2 separate regions of the Homo sapiens genome follow, and region 1 is linked to region 2. A link is an interaction called in ENCODE POLR2A ChIA-PET data of the cell type or tissue named here. Cell type or tissue: MCF 10A. All regions are shown on one strand.

Evidence for each region. ChIA-PET counts read pairs that join two places held together with the same protein. Peaks named below come from ENCODE experiments on the same cell type or tissue, not always from the same donor. Only the 100,000 strongest peaks of a DNase experiment are listed, where the experiment ranks them.
Region 1: POLR2A ChIA-PET joins it to region 2 with 5 read pairs; 4 of 35 experiments call an interaction of 5 or more read pairs at or near these places.

Annotation. Positions count from the first base shown.
Region 1 is chr1:162,675,564-162,680,563 of GRCh38, forward strand. All of the region lies in intron 2 of DDR2 (discoidin domain receptor tyrosine kinase 2), which reads left to right. Among named protein-coding and RNA genes, the nearest start is that of DDR2, 46 kb to the left of the region's middle. In MCF 10A, no CTCF peak of the experiment used is centred here; a DNase peak (open chromatin) is centred at 3,068.
Region 2 is chr1:162,603,754-162,608,753 of GRCh38, forward strand. No RefSeq gene overlaps it. Among named protein-coding and RNA genes, the nearest start is that of DDR2, 26 kb to the right of the region's middle. In MCF 10A, no CTCF peak of the experiment used is centred here; a DNase peak (open chromatin) is centred at 1,968.

The sequences.
Region 1 (5,000 bases), 72 kb after region 2:
GCTCGAAGACTTGCACATTGTAGGCACTTAGCTAATATCTGTTTAATAAATGGATAAGTGAATATAAGTGGCAGAAAGACAGCTGAGTTGCTGGGACAGGTGAGATCATGGAAGGCCTTGTGTATCATGCTAGGATCAGTAATGGGAAGTAGAGAAGTGGTCAATGAAGTTTTATTTAAGCAGAAAAGAGACCCTATTGGGTTGAGTTTTAGAAAAATCCCTGTGGCTGCAGAAAAGAGGATGGTTTGGTGGGAATGAGACTGAAGTCATGAGCACAGACAGGAAGGGTAACTGAACATTTTGAGAGAGCTGAAAGTGTAGACAGGAAGGGTGTTCAAAGATTGTTGGAGTTCAGAGAGAAGTCCTCGGCCTGGCCTAGCAGTGTAGACAGCCAAAGACAGACAAGTAGTGGAATGTCACATTCTAGTAACTGATTGAAATGTGTGTGTGTTTATAGGCAAGTGAGTTGAAAACTGTGTGTGTGCTTAAGTTGGAATGTACATGTGCATATATGAAGGTGATTTGAAGTGTGTGTGTGTGTGAATGCAGTGTGTGGTAGTGCATTGGAACGTGTGTGTGTTTACATGAGTGCAAGTGGACAGTCAAGAATGGTGTCTAACACTTACCTATTTGGTCTAAAGGCTCATAAAACTTCTGCCTTACTCCTGGTCACATGCTCCAAGTCACAAGCAGAAATGGGCAGAACAGCTCGGCCTTGTAATTCCAGCCTGACTCACACTAAGCTGTTTCCAACCAAGTGAATTAATTTCTCCCTCCTTATGCCCACACAGCACTTTCCTCTACAACAATTGTTACACCACTGTTGTTATTAGTTTATATAATACTTTACCCCCTGCTAGGCTGTGAAATCCTGAAGGAGGAGAAAATATGTTATGTATCATTTATCTCCAGAGTCTAGCTCATTCAGGCACATGCTAAGTTCTCAGCTAATGTCTGTTGAACGAACTAAAAGAATAGGCACACTTTTATAGCTTATTAAGCTCAAACATAGACTCCAAAGCAAAATCTCATCATTGCCTCTTGCACATTTTGGAAACAACAGCAATAATAGTTACCATTTCTTGAGAACCTACTGTGTGCAAGGCACAGTGCCAAATACTTTGGGGGAGCCAGTGATTTTATGTGCAATGTTTTTAAAAGTCCCTGGAGTTAAAAAATTCCTAGGAGGTAAATATTATCCACCCCTTCCACAGATGACGGAAGTGAGGCTCACTAAGGATAAGTAACCTGCCAAGTTGCACAGCTAGAAAGTAGAGAGCTGAAACAGGAACTCAAAGCCTGGGCTCCGAACAAGCACGCCCTGCAGACTTCCCTTCCCTGTGATGCCCCATGCTCAGTTTTCTATTTTCTTTATAGTGGAAAAGTCAATGCCCTTCCTATGAGAAATAAAAGGGTTTAAAGTGGTCAAAAGGAAACAGTGTTTCCTCTGTGCTCACGGGGTTTTGGCCAATCACAGAGGGTGAACCAAAAACAATATTATGCGAGATGTGGCCAGTTTGGGTTGATTCCAGCTTTGGATGCTGTGAGCTGGATCCCAGGAGCACACGAGGAAAAACGATAATAGCATACTTGAGATCCAAGCCCATGTTGGGGTGAGGATAGAGGTTTTGCTTTCCTCAAACTATTGCATTTTTCTTTTCCTCCCTAAGGGTCCGGGCAGGATGCTTCCTACCCCAGGGGGCCACTTCCAAATGCTGCTCTGTCACTTGGTGGAAAACTTCAAATTTACTGAGGGTTTACTGTGGAAGACTTAGTCAAGAGGGCAAGTACCCTATATCTCCAGATTGCTTTGCACATGTTGGCATTCAATTAATATTTTATTTGTCAATGGATTTAATAGCTGATTACAGTTTGCAATGCTCTACTCATGGATAAATCAGTTGATCTTCTCAGGCTTCTTATGCCTTTTCCCAGTGGATTTTTCATTGTCGTGGATAACCCCAGGAAAAAGAGGAGGCACAGAGGAACCTCTCTTACATGAATAGGTGGGGGGATGCAAGGGAGGACTTCTAGCTTTTCTTCTCCTGACTTTTCTACATTCCCCAGGTTGAGTGACTCGTCTCCATCTTTTAATTTAGCATCTTGGAACTGAACAGCACCTCCCAAGCAACCCTCACCTGGGAACCAGGCAGAAACAAGTGAAAATGTGGAGGAGGTGTTTATGAATTTTTGGGCAGTCAGTGATTTCAGGGATCCAGGAAGTTATTCTACTTTCTAAACCACTTCCCCACCTGCTGGATATGAATGTAACTCCCTCAGCTTTCAGCTTTCACATCTACTTTATATACAATTCTATACTGCCTCTCCCATTTTATATTATTTATACCTATGTGCTGGGACTTGAGCAAAGGTTTTTTTATTTTTTATTTTTTTTTATTTTTTAAACTTTGTACAAGGGAAGCCATAAAGAATTTGGGCAACTTGTAGGGAAGAGGGAGAGTGAATTTGGTGAAACCGAAAGTCAGTAAAGGTCACATGGGAGATGCTGAGCTCTGCAGACAGATCTTTCAACGTGAAGCAGCAGTGAAGAACATGGCTCTGGAGTCAAACTGGCTGAGCTAAAGAGTTGACTTTGTTACCTACTAGTTACCTATTGGTAGTTACCTACTAGTTATCTACTAGTTACCTACCTCTGTTACCTACTAGTGTGACCTTGGGCAGGTTAAGTAACTTTTTGAACTTAGTTTACTGATACATAAATTAGTGATAATAATAATTCCTGTCTCATAAAGTTACCGTGAAGATTAAGTGAGGCAATGTATGTGGAGTGTTAAAACAGTGCATGACGCAGAGTAAACACGTTAAAATGAGCTGTTATTAATATTTGGTTGCTAAAGGTCTGTCCTACCTGATGTGTCTATCTCTTTCAAATACATCCTCTGGGATTTAGCACTAGAAACAGTCTTGCAGAAAGTTAGAGCAGGGAGGAACCCTCAAGATCATCTAATCCAAAGTCCTCTTTTGTAAATGAGGAATCACTGGCCCAAGGTCACGGAGTAAGTCACTGAGTAATCCCTCTGGTCTGTTGCCCAGAATGCATTCCTTCCCACAAATCTGGCCATGCTTGTCCTGGAGGGCAGATAGACTAGCCTTCCCCAGGTAACCTTGTATCTTCCCGTAAAACCGTCTGTCCTCACAAAGTGGCACAATTTCTAAGGCTCCCTCGGGCAACAAAGTAGGTTGTGTTCAGAGACCAGTGAGGTGGAGAAACTGCCCAGCCACTGAACTCCAGGCTGGACTTGGTGAGTGGCACTCAGTGGAGTCAGAGTCCTGGAGACCTGCACATCAGGGAGAGGGTCCTGAAGAGGTCTTGAAATAATTTGACATGGAAAGAGAAAATACAAATTTTCAGAGACACAGATAAGCATCATATTTTTAAGCCAAGAACTCAGTTATATTTTTGACAGTGTGGTGTCTACAGTACTAAGGCATGTTCTTACAAGAGTGACACTCACTAGCTCTTTTTTTTTTTTAACTTTCATTTTAGTTTCAGTGGTATCTGTGCAGGTTTGTCATATAGTAATGGGGATTTGGTGTACAGGTAATTTTGTCACCTGGGTAATAAGCACAGTACCCAATAGGTTTTTTTTTTCTGATTCTCTCCCTCCTCCCACTGACCATCCTCAAGTAGGCCCCAGAGTCTGTTGTTCCACTCCTAGCATCCGTGTGTTTTCCTTGTTTAGCTCCTACTTGTAAGTGAGAACATGCGATATTTGGTTTTCTGTTCCTGTGTTAATTTGCTTAGGATAATGAGATCATGTTCTCTGACATGGAAAGAGAAACACACAAATTTTCAGAGACACAGATGACCATCATATTTTTAAGTCAAGAACTCAGTTATATTTTTGACAGTATGGAGCCTCCAGCTCCATCCATGTTGCTGCAAAGGACATGATCTCATTCTTTTTTATGGCTGCATAGTATTCCATGGTGTGTATGTACTATGTTTTCTTTATTCAGTCTACCATTAATGGGCATTTAGTTTGATTCCATGTCTTTGCTATTGTGGATAGTGCTGCAATGAACATGTGTCTTTATGGTAGAACAATTTATAGCCCTTTGGGTATATACCCAATAATAAGATTGCTGGGTCAAACGGTAATTCTCCTTTTAGTTCTTTGAGGAATCACCACACTGCCTTCCACAATCGCTGAACTAATTTGCACTCCCACCAGCAGATTATGTGTTTTTTTTTCAACCTTGCCAACATCTGTTTTGTTTTGTTTTTTAATAATAGCTATTCTGATGAGTATGAGATGGTATCTTATTATGGTTTTGATTTGCAGTGCTCTAATGATTAGTGATGTCAAGTATTTTTTTCGTATGCCTGTTGGCCGCATGTACGTCTTTTTTTGAAAATGTCTGTTCATGTTCTTTGCCCACTTTTTAATGGGGTTGTTTGGTTTTTCCTTGTAAATTTGTTCAAGTTCCTTATAGATTCTGGACATTAAGTCTTTGTCTGTTGTTCCCCTCCTAGTTTGCAAATATTTTCTCCCATTCTGTAGGTTATTTACTGTTAATAGTATCTTTTGCTGTGCAAAATCTTTTTAATTAGTTCTCATTGGTAAATTTCTGTTTTTGTTGCAATTGCTTTTGGTGTCTTCATCACGAAATCTTTGCCAAGTCCTATGTCCAGAATGGTATTTCCTAGGTTATCTTCCAAAGTTTCTATGGTTTTAGGTTTTACATTTAAGTCTTTAATCCATCTTGAGTTGATTTTCGTATGTGGTATATAAGATAGGGGTCCAGTTTCAATCTTCTGCATATGGCTAGCCAGCTATCTCAATATCATTTATTGAATGGAGAGTCCTTTTCCTAGTGCTTGGTTTTGTTGATTTTGTTGAAGATCAGATGGTTGTAAGTATGCAGCATTATTTCTGGGCTCTCTATTCAATTACATTGGTCTATATGTCTGTTTCTGTATCAGCACCATGCTGTTTTGGTTACTACAGCCCTGCAGTATACTTTGAAGTTAAGTC
Region 2 (5,000 bases):
TAACAAACCTGCACAGGTACTGCCTGAATCAAGAATAAAAGTTGAAATTATTAAAAAATGTTCAGGGATGGTACTAAAAAGGAAACATAAATTAGGGAGAGAGACTGAGAGGCCAGTGTTTCCAGAGCAATAATAAATTAAGCTAGAAACCAAATAGATAAATCTTATGTGAGCTTTGTTCTTTCAAACACCCGAGGGGGCGGTACTGATCGTGGTAAAAGAATGAAAGATGGGCTGCGTGCGGTGACTCACGCCTGTAATCCTAGCACTTTGGGAGGCCGAGGGGAGCGGATCACGACAGGAGTTCGAGACCAGCCTGACCAACATGGTGAAACTATGTTGGTCTCTACTAAAAAGACAAAAATTAGCCAGGTGTGGTGGCGTGTGCCTGTAATCCCAGCTACTCAGGAGGCTGAGGCAGGAGAATTGCTTGAACCCGGGAGGCGGAGGTTGCAGTGAGCAGAGATCATGCCACTGCACTCCAGCCTGGGCGACTCCGTCTCAAAAAAACAAACAAACAAAAAAACTAGCAAGACATGACCAGGAGAATTGTAATTACTAGAACAATGGTTTCCAACCCTTAGGATCCTCTGAATTACTTGGAGAGATTTTTGAAAAATCTTGCAAGTTTTTGACTTCAATCCTAGAGATTATGATTCTCAGTCTGGTAGAAGGCCAGAGCATCTAATTTATAAAAAGCATTAGATGATTCCAAAAGGCAGCTAGGAGTGAGAATTACTGACTTGGAGGCATAGACTTAGCTTAGAAATCAACAACCAAGGATGAGAGGGAAGAGACTGGATGTGTTCTGGCTTTGAAAGCTTAGACGAGGAGAAGAGTGAAGAACATTTCACTTGAGAACAGTACAAGCAAAAGATGAATACAGGCATTCTGGGGATAATTCCACTTTGCAAATATCTCAGACTGCTAGAAACAACCAGCCTAAATGGGGGTCTTTCTAAATTTTATCCCTGTCTGACTCAACATCTTCTGAAATGGGAATCAGGGTGGTAGGCAGGGAAGAGAAAGAGGAAAGTTAGTGAACAGTTTGGTTTAAAAATATTACAGGCACTTCTTTCGGGCTGAATGAGAAGTAAAAAGTATAATAATGTGTTAAGGCCAGGCGTGATGGCTCACACCTGTAATCCCAGCACTTTGGGAGGCTGAGGCAGGTGGGTCACCTGAGGTCAGGAGTTCAAGACCAGCCTGGGTAACATAGAGAAACCCCATCTCTACTAAAAATACAAATATTAGCCAGGCGTGGTGGCACACGCCTGTAATCCCAGCTACTCGGGAGGCTGAGGCAGGAGAATCATTTGAACCCAGGAGGCAGGGGGTACAGTGAGCTGAGATTGCACCGCTGCACTCCAGCCTGAGCCACAGAGCGACGCTCTGTCTCAAAAAAAAAAAAAAAAAAAAAAGGTGTTAAGGTGATGACGTTATGGGTGGGTTTTTTTCTCTCTATAAATTTTTGGACAATACATTCTTAATTTTATGATTAAAAAGCTTTATCTTTTATAAAGGCTCAAAGGAAAAATTAACCAAAGGTGTTCACATTAGCCACTTTGGTACAGCTGTGAAGGAAATCTGAGGTAAAATTGGCTGTGGTGCAGTTGAGGTGGAGGATGTAAACATACTTTCAGAGAGCGGAATGTGCATTGTTGCAGTATAAGAAAGCGTAGTCTCCATTATGCTATTGTCTTTGGCATTGGGCATTTAATAGAGTCTTCATTTGTGAAATATGATAATGCCTTATGATTCAGAGGAATATACGAAGGAAATATATAGAAATTTAAGGTAATGCAGTTTGAGGTAAAGCTTTTTTTCAAGAGGTTTAATATGAGCCCTCTGATGGAATGTATACATTCAGTATTATGTCTTTAAAGCTGAAAGGTCTAAAAGGCTTGCCAAAAAACTCAGTGAGTCAGTGGTGACAATATGTTTATGTGAACAGTGTTTTCCAAATTATCAACAAAGTTAGGACACCATAAGAACAAAAAGTCTATCCTTGTAGCTTCATGACTCATCTTTTCCACATCAGTTCTTCAATTTCTCTCTCAGTGATTCCACTTCCCAGGAAATGATCCTTCCCACAAATCTCAGATTTTATTCTGGTAGGCAAAGTTTTTTTTTTTCTTCTTACAAAACCATGTGTACAACTCATGTTGTATTTTATAGAGTAAAATATATAACATAATATGGATAAGATTGAAATGAGACAATCGATTTTCTTTTAAAGTTTAAAATATACATTTTATTTTATTTTTTAAAATAAATTCCTCACTTTTTTTTTTTTTTAATTGGAGACAGGTTCTCACCCTGTTGCCCAGGCTGGGGTGCAGTGGCTCAATCATAACTCACTGTAGTCTCAAAATTGTGGGCTCAAGGGATCTTCCTACTTCAGCTTTCCAAGTAGCTAGGACTATAGGCATGCAGCACCATGCCCAGCTAATTTTTTTTTTTTTTTGAGACGGAGTTTCACTCCTGTTGCCCAGGCTGGAGTACAATGGCGTGATCTTGGCTCACCGAAACTTCTGCCTCCCAGGTTCAAGCGATTCTCCTGCCTCAGCCTTCTGAGTATGTAATCCCTCCTGGGATTACAGACATGCACCACCACGCCTGGCTAATTTTGTGTTTTTAGTAGAGACGGGGTTTCTCCATATTGGTCAGGCTGGTCTTGAACTCCTGACCTCAGGTGATCTGCCTGTCTCGGCCTCCCCCCGCTAATTTTTTATTTTAATTTTTGGTAAAGATGGTCTCACTATGTTGCCCAGGCTGGTCTCGAACTCCAGGGCTCAAGAAATCCTTCCACCTTGGCCTCCCAAAGTGCTGGGAATACAGGCATGTGTGACCACATCTGGCTTATTTTATAGACTTCTAAAAGGTCTGAAATGTGATAAAGGAGAGATTAACTGTCACACGAATATAAAGTAAATATTCAGTAAGGATAACTATGGCTAACATATTCTAACACTTAACCATGTGTCAGGCATTGCACTAAGCACTTTACATACATTATCTCATTTAATCCTTATTACTTTCCTATGAAGTGGGAACTTTTATTGTCCAGTACACAGGGAAACTGAGGCATAGAGGTTAAGTAAATTGTTTAAGATTATATACCTCATAAGAAGCAAAGCTGAGAATTGAACCCAGAGTCTAAATCCAGAGGCCCATACTTTTTGTCTACTTAAAATAAATTCAAACATACACAATAGAACAGAGTAATAAGCCTCTATTACTTAGTTTCTAACAATTAATTGTGGTTAGTCTTGGTTCATTTATTTCTCACTTTCCCTCTACACCCCACCCACCCACTGAATTACTTTAAAATCAGTTCAACATCTTGGTTGTAATACTTCATTGTATCAGTGTATATTGGAGTGATAAAATAACCAGTGTATGTGTGTGTTTATATATATGAATATATATATGTATTTAGACCAGGTCTCACTCTGTCACCCAGGCTGGAGTACAGTGGCATGAACATGGCTCACTGCAGCCCCGAACTCCTGGGCTCAAGTGATCCCCCAACCTTAGCTTCCCAAGTAGCTGGTACTACAGGCACATGCCACTGGTCCAGGTAATTTATTTTGTAGAGACGAGGTCTTGCCATGTTGCCCAGGCTGTTCCCAAACTCCTGGGCGCAAGTGATCCTCCCACCTCAGCTTCTCAAAGTGTTGGGATTACAGGCGTGAGCCACAATGCCCACCCCATGATATTTTTAAAACCTTAATAATTAACAATCATGCCTTAATATCATGTAGTATCCAGCCAGTGTTTGAACTTCCCCAAGTGTCTCATAAATATCTTTTTTTTTTTTTTTTCTGAGACAGGGTCTCACTTTGTCGCCCAGGCTGGAGTGCAGTGGCAAGATCTTGGCTTACTGCAGCCTCAACCTCCTGGGCTCAAGTGATTCTCCTGCTTCAGCCCCTCAAGTTGCTGGGACTACAGGTGCACACCACCATGTCGGCTAAATTTTTGTTTTTTTTTGTAGAGAGGGAGTTTCACCATGTAGCCCAGGCTGGTCTTGAACTCCTGAGTTCAAGCTATCCCCCTTCCTTGGCTCCCAAGGTGCTAGGATTACAGGTGTGAGCCTCTGTGCCCAGCCCCCAGTGTCTCATAAATATATATTTTTTATGTTGCATTATTTGAATCAGGCTCTACAGTCAATTTATTGCCTTTGACTAATATGTCTTTTAAATATTCCCTTAAATATTTAAAAATATATGCAGGTCCTCCTTCCTCTTCTTTTTTTTTTTTGTTTGATATTTATTTGTTAGAAAAAACTGGTTACTTTTTCAACATAGATTTGCAGATTTTGGGTTTCATTTCCATGATGTCCTTTAACTTGCTCCTCTAGCCTCCATATTTCCTGAAAATTATAGTTATAGCTGAAGCTTGATGAAATTCAAGGTCAATTTTTTTTTTTTTTTTGGGGGGGGCGGAATCTCACTGTTGCTCAGGCTGGAGTGCAGTGGCATGATCTTGGCTCACTGCAAGCTCTGCCTCTTGGGTTCACGCCATTCTTCTGCCTCAGTCTCCCCAGTAGCTGGGACTATAGGCACCCACCACCATGCCCAGCTAATTTTTTGTATTTTTTAGTAGAGACGGGGTTTCACTGTGTTAGCCAGGATGGTCTTGATCTCCTGACCTCGTGATATGCCCGCTTTGGCCTCCCAAAGTGCTGGGATTACAGGCGTGAGCCACTGTAATCAATTTTGTAAAGTTAAAAATATTTCATAGGCTGGGCACAGTGGCTCACACTAGTAATTCCAGCACTTTGGGAGGCCAAGGGGGGCAGATCACTTGAGGTCAGAAGTTTGAGACCAGCCTAGCCAACATGGTAAAACCCTGTCTCTACTAAAAATATAACAATTAGCCAGGCGTGGTGGTGTAGGCCTGTAGTCCCAGCTACTTGGGAGGCTGAAACAGGGAATCACTTGAACCCAGGAGGCAGAGGTTGCAGTGAGCCGAAATTGCACCACTGCATTCCAGCC